Linked DNA regions of Homo sapiens: region 1 is linked to region 2. Evidence: chromatin contacts called from ENCODE Hi-C data. All regions are on one chromosome and are shown on one strand. Each heading gives the region's core, a stretch centred on a gene start or an enhancer-like site at or near the end of the contact. The rest is flanking DNA. Distances are from core to core; before and after follow the strand shown.

Evidence for each region. Hi-C counts contacts between places; a loop is a spot of excess contacts on that map. Pooled maps may share reads with other maps.
Region 1: a map of naive thymus-derived CD4-positive, alpha-beta T cell shows a loop between it and region 2 (8-fold over the local background). The contact joins the promoter of MTG1 here to the promoter of LRRC27 in region 2. A Hi-C loop is called at or near these places in 1 of 168 maps with a recorded cell type or tissue (naive thymus-derived CD4-positive, alpha-beta T cell), 17 of 37 single-sample maps with no recorded cell type and 14 of 50 pooled maps.

The regions. Positions count from the first base shown.
Region 1 is chr10:133,392,468-133,395,406 of GRCh38, forward strand. MTG1 (mitochondrial ribosome associated GTPase 1) reads left to right here and starts at 1,690. Exons shown (of 11, transcript NM_138384.4): 1 at 1,690-1,865. The coding sequence starts at 1,754. RefSeq lists silencers at 1,482-1,831, 1,892-2,091 and an enhancer at 2,416-2,939.
Region 2 is chr10:132,330,590-132,333,527 of GRCh38, forward strand. It overlaps LRRC27 (leucine rich repeat containing 27), which reads left to right and starts at 1,604. Exons shown (of 11, transcript NM_030626.3): 1 at 1,604-1,667; 2 at 2,888-2,938. The coding sequence starts at 2,936. It also overlaps a transcript of STK32C not described here. RefSeq lists an enhancer at 887-1,421 and a silencer at 1,306-1,425.

The DNA of each region.
Region 1 (2,939 bases), core at 440-2,939, 1.1 Mb after region 2:
CACCTGCATTTGCTGTGTCACCAGACTGTTCTCTCTGGGGACACCTGCCCATCAGACGCCTGGGAGAGAAATTCAGATTCCACAGGGTTTTATTGTGGTTTTGTGCTCCTAGGACCATGAGGGAATGCAGCTTCCTTAAAGTACAAAAATCTTTATCATTGACATTTAGGGTTTCATCAATTCTGTATCCCAGGGAGAAAGGCAGCAAGACCCAGGCTGCCCCCTCTGGGTGTGAGGGACCGGCTTGGTGAGGAGGGGGCTTGGGGGCATTGACCTAGCAGGAGGCCCTGACTGCCCCCACTCAGCCCAGAAACCACCTGGGAGGCTTCTGTCTTCCACGGAGGGGCCACTCTCTCATGCCCAAAAATATTTACAGCTAGGCGTTAGGGTATTAGGTGGTTTAAGAACATCAGAACCATGGCAATATTTTTGTACTTAGAATTTGAGCATGTTTGGTATTTTCAGTAGCTTGTTTAAAAAATTCCAGTAGAGGCTGGGTGCCATGGCTCATGCCTGTAATTCCAGCACTTTGGGAGGCTGAGGTGGGCAGATCACCTGAGGTCAGAGTTCGAGACTAGCCTGGCCAACATGGTGAAACCCCATCTCTACTAAAAATACAAAAAAAGTAGCCGGGCGTGGTGGTGCGCACCTGTAGTCCCAGCTACTCAGGAGGCTAAGGCAGGAGAACTGCTTGAACCCCGGGAGGCGGAGGTTGCAGTGAGCCAAGATCACGCCACTGCACTCCAGCCTGGCGACAGAGCGAGACTCCGTCTCAAAAATAAAAATTCCGGTAGAGTAATACTCTTGTAACGCAGTGTGCAATTGAGCAGTTGCTGACTGCTGATTTAGAGTTGAAATCCGACTATATTTATGTCTAGTCTTGGACAGTGGAGAATATTTCAGCCTCATTAATTAATCGGTTTAATTTAGCAGAACTGCAGTCAGTATTTGGAAACAGTTTGTTATATTAAACCCTGAAGTACTTGAGGCTGCGCGCGGTGGCTCATGCCTGTAATCCCAGCATTTTGGGAGGCCGAGACAGGTAGATCACTTGAGGTCAGGAGTTGGAGACCAGCCTGGCCAACATGGTGGAACTCCATCTCTACTAAAAATACAAAATCAGCCGGCGTGGTGGCAGGCGCCAGTAATCCCAGCTACTCCGGAGGCTGAGGTGGGAGAATCCCTTGAACTCAGGAGTTGGAGGTTGCAATGAGCGAGATCGTGCCACTGCACTCTTGGGCAACAGAGCGGAGACTCCGTCTCAAACAAAACAAAACAAACAAAAACCCTGAAGTACTTAAAAAGAAAATGAAGAGATTACATTTATAAGGTAAATTTAAAGTATTTGAGAGATTTTAACCAAATTGTAAAAAGAGATTGCTAAATTTTTACACTTATACTCAGGATATGCTTAAGGGAGAACGATGATTTTTAATATTTAATGAATGTTAATAAATCTGCGAATTACTTAAACCCACAAAACCCAGGAACCTCCCCGTCCCCCCGGGTCTCCTCGCAGTCCCGCCCCGACGCTCGACCCACCATTCGTCCCTCCCTCTGGGCCCGGGCCCCGCCCACTCCGGGCTTCGCCGGAGGCGGAGGCAACGTCGTGCGCACGCGCAGGCCGTGGTGCGGCCCCTTGGAGCGCCGGAAGCCCGCAGTGCCGGAGGCCCGCAGCGCCGGAACCTCAGAGGCGGGTCGCAGCGGCGCAGAGGAGGTCAGCTGCGGGAGCGTTTCCGGGGACGGTGCCGCCATGAGATTGACCCCGCGCGCGCTGTGCAGCGCCGCCCAGGCCGCCTGGCGGGAGAACTTCCCCCTGTGCGGTCGCGACGTGGCGCGCTGGTTCCCGGGCCACATGGCCAAGGGTGAGGCACGGCGGGGAGGGGCAAGGTCATGCCTACGGCCGCGGCGCCTCTGCTTCCCTCCCACCCCGGTTTCGGCCGTCGCCTGCTTCTCCCGGTCGTTCTGGGCTGGCCCCGCCCCTCCTCCCTTGTCTCCCCTCCTTCCCCGCTCTCACCCGCTCCCGGAGCCGCCGGGACCCCTTCCCCTGCGCAGCTGCGGGAGAGGCCCGTTCCCGCGAGTGCCCCCGCGGCGCAGCCTCGGACCCAGGGCCTGCTTGACCTCCTACCTCTGGCCCGCCGCCCCTGTCCTCTGTTCCCAGCAAGTTCCTTCTGCCCTTTTAATCCCCCGAAGCCTCCGTTTCCACATGTTCTTGACAAGATAGACTTTTCTGAGTCTTTTGGGGACTAAATGAAACAGTGGGTATGAAGGCACCTGTTCAGTTTTAACTGGTATCTTGAGTCGTTCTCCTGCTTAACGTCTTTGGTAATTCTTACTGTTTGTCACAATTCGGCCCCAAGAAGACCTCTGGGGCCAGCCCAGCCCGTCTAGGTGTTGTGATGGCCACTCCTGCGTCGGCTCCGCGTGTACTGGGGGCCGAGGGGGAAGAAGGGCCCGTGTGGGTGACTGAGGCTGTGTCCTCGGTCTTCGGATAACACTGGAGGGGAAGAAAGCTGGAAGCTTTGTTATCTTGGTTGTGTGTGGTATTCCTGGTTAGGGGACTATCGTCATCATCCCCGCGAGGTAGCAGGGGCCTAATGAGCCAGTGTTACTCTGTGTTATAGCCCAGATTAAGACCCGTGGAAGGGCCCGGCCCGGTGGCTCACGCTTGTAATCCCAGTACTTTGGGAGGCCGAGGTGGGCAGATCACGAGGTCAGGACATCGAGACTATCCTGGCCAGCATGGTGAAACCGTGTCTCTACTAAAAATACAAAAAATTAGCCCGGCATGGTGGCGCGTCCCTGTAGTCCCAGCTACTCGGGAGGCTGAGGCAGGAGAATTGCTTGAACCTGGCAGGCGGAGGTTGCAGTGAGCCGAGATCGTGCCACTGCACTCCAGCCTGGGTGACAGAGCAAGACTCCGTCTCAGAAAACAAAAA
Region 2 (2,938 bases), core at 354-2,853:
CTCAAAATCCTAGGTTCAAGCGATCCTCTTGCCTCACCCTCCCACACAGCTGGAACTACAGGTGTGTGCCACCACACCCAGCATTTTTTTTTTTTTTTTTTTTTAATTTTTGTAGAGACTGGGTTGCCCAGGCTGGTCTCCAACTCCTGGCCTCAAGCGATCTTCCCACCCTGGCCTCCCAAAGTGCTAGGGTTACAGGCGTGAGCCATCGTGTCCGGCCTAAAAAACATTTCTTACTGTGATCTCTTCACAAAAATAAAACGTAAATCCCCTCAAAGTGGATAGTCGTTTCTCCACATAATTATGTCGTTTCCTTTAAAAAGTGGAATCAGGCCGGGCACGGTGGCTCATGCCTGTAATCCCAGCACTTTGGGAGGCCGAGGGGGGCGGATCATGAGGTCAGGAGATCGAGACCAGCCTGGCCAACATGATGAAACCCCGTCTCTACTAAAAATACAAAAATTAGCTGGACGTGGTGGCGCGCGCCTGTAGTCCCAGCTACTGGGGAGGCTGAGGCAGGAGAATTGCTTGAACCTGGGAGGCGGAGGTCGCAGTGGGCCGAGATCGCGCTACTGCACTCCAGCCTGGGAGACAAAGCAAGACTCCACCTCAAAAAAAAAAAAAAAAAAAAAAAAGTGAAATCATGGCAGACTCCAGCTAAACTGTCCGGGTTTCCAGAGTGTTTCTGGGTGGGACAGAGGGTGCTACTTTTCATTATCAGTTGGATCCTGGAATGAAGGTGCACGGGACTCCAGGGTTCCACAGGACCACGCGAGCACCTCCCCTCCCGCCCGGTGTCATTTCATCTTCTTCCAAATTCTCAAAACCCTTCCTCAGGACACTCACTGCGTTTCCTCGCCCCCCTCACTCCTCCGTCCAGAGGCAGCCTTACTTCTCCAAAGAGGACGCTCTGAGTCTGCGTTCCCCTGGCAGCAAGTCCTGAGGCAAGATTTGGGGACAAGCAGCTCCTGTGGGAAGTGGCTCCAGGAAGCCCCAGGAGAGACGCGGGGAGTGAGCCCAGCGGGAAGGACAGGCAGCGAGGACCGCTCCAAAGGTGGTGCCTCAGCAGCAATTCTTTTCTGCTCGGCTGTCCTCGAGCAGCCCCGCCCGCCCCGGGCCCTCCGGCTCCCCAGACGGCACTTAGCATCCCGCTCTCTTCCTTCCCCTCTGTGCCAGGCCGGTCGCCCCTCCAGACCCTCGCGGTCTCTACTTGCCCGTCGACCACCACCCCTTCAAGGCCGCGGGCGCGGAAAAACGGATGCTACCGTTGGCCGCGTGCGTGCGCAGGCGCACCACCCCCTGCCACCCCCGCGCAGGCGCACCACAACCCCCCCACCGCAAGCGCAACCCCCCGCCCCAGCGCAGGCGCACCACACCCCGCCCCCTCCCGGGCAGGCGCACCACACCCGACCCCCTGCCGCGCAGGGGCACCCACACCCCGCCCCCGCACGCAGGCACAAACCCCCACAACACGCACACCCCCGCGCGCAGGCGCACCACACCCCTCGCGCAGGCGCATCACAGACACACTCGCGCTCAGCGTGGCGCCTGCGGGATTCCGTACCGGCGTCTCCATGGCGACCGCGTTGGCTGGGTGGCCTCCATTGTCGGGCTGCTGCTCTCAGCGGCGGGGCTCGCCAGCGCTTCAGTGGGCGGGGACGCGGCAGGTGAGACGGGGCGGGTACGGCCAGCTCGCTGAGCCCTCGAGGCGGGCGGCGGCAGGAAGGTGGTGCCTCGGCCCGTCGTGCCCTGTCGCCTAGCTCCAGCCGCGATGCTGACCGCAAAGGCTGCCCTTCTGAGGCCTGGAATGTGAGGCCCAGAGCGTCGGACCCAACTCAGCCTCGCCCGGATGGGGAAATCGAGGCAGGGAGCGGGGGTGGGCGTGCGTGGGGATCCCTTGAAGGCAGCCTCGGAAACCCCACGGAGCCTGCGCTGCCTGGGCCCTGTGTGAGTCCAGGCTGTTGTTTCACTTCTGGTTTTAAGATACTTTCCCTGTTCTGAGGTTTGAAGCCTCCCCTCCTCTGTTTTAAGTTCCGTGATTCGGAGAAAACAAGTGAACTGACCGTGAAAAAGCCCGCGGGCTTCCATGGAATGCAGGCTGCCTGGGGTTGAACCCTGCTGGGTCCCGGTGTCGCCTCTACCCCCCAATTAACTGCGCCCCTGGAACAGTTCCCTAACTGATCTGCGCCTCATATGCCAATCATTGGGCTGTTGAGTGACTTGAATTAGGTGAACTGATGCATTCCAACGTTGATTCTTATTGCCGAATAAATTGTTTGGAAATTGCAAGTGGAAGTGTGCCTCGCTGAATGAGATTTTGGTGAACAATACTTCTGAGTAAAAGTGTTGCTGGACAACGAAAATTCGAGATTAATTTAACAGGTTTTTCCCCGGTGCTTAACTGGGTGTAAGCCAGACTTAGTTCTGGTCACTGGGTCAAAATGGTAAACAAAAGACAGGCTTCCTGGCCTCAAGAAACTAAAAACATAGTTCAAATGGCACAGAACCACACCAGAGGTAAGAAACAGTGCAAATTTCCACCCGCCCCTAGTCATTTCATGGAAGCGTTGCAGTTGATTTACAGGCTTTGAAATGTTCCGATCTGTTTACATCCCTAAAATGATCATTACTATTGTGCGCCTTTGCGTTTTCCAGGAGTTAAATCTTGGAACTCCATTGTACAAAGTGAGAGCAGAGAATTTTAATCTGAACCTCTTTGTATTCCTTTTTTTTTTTTTTACATGTTTAAAAGTCAAATTTTTGCTACTGCTTAGGAAAAATGATAGCTTTTAAAGCAAGTTACATTACAGTAGATCTGCCACACAGCTATTCTGTTTTGCCTCGGTATAATTAGTTGCTTCTACGTTTCCCTTTCCCGTGTCTCCAGGTGACTCCAGACCAAGGAGGATGAGCTGCTGTCCCTGGAAGAGAACGGATG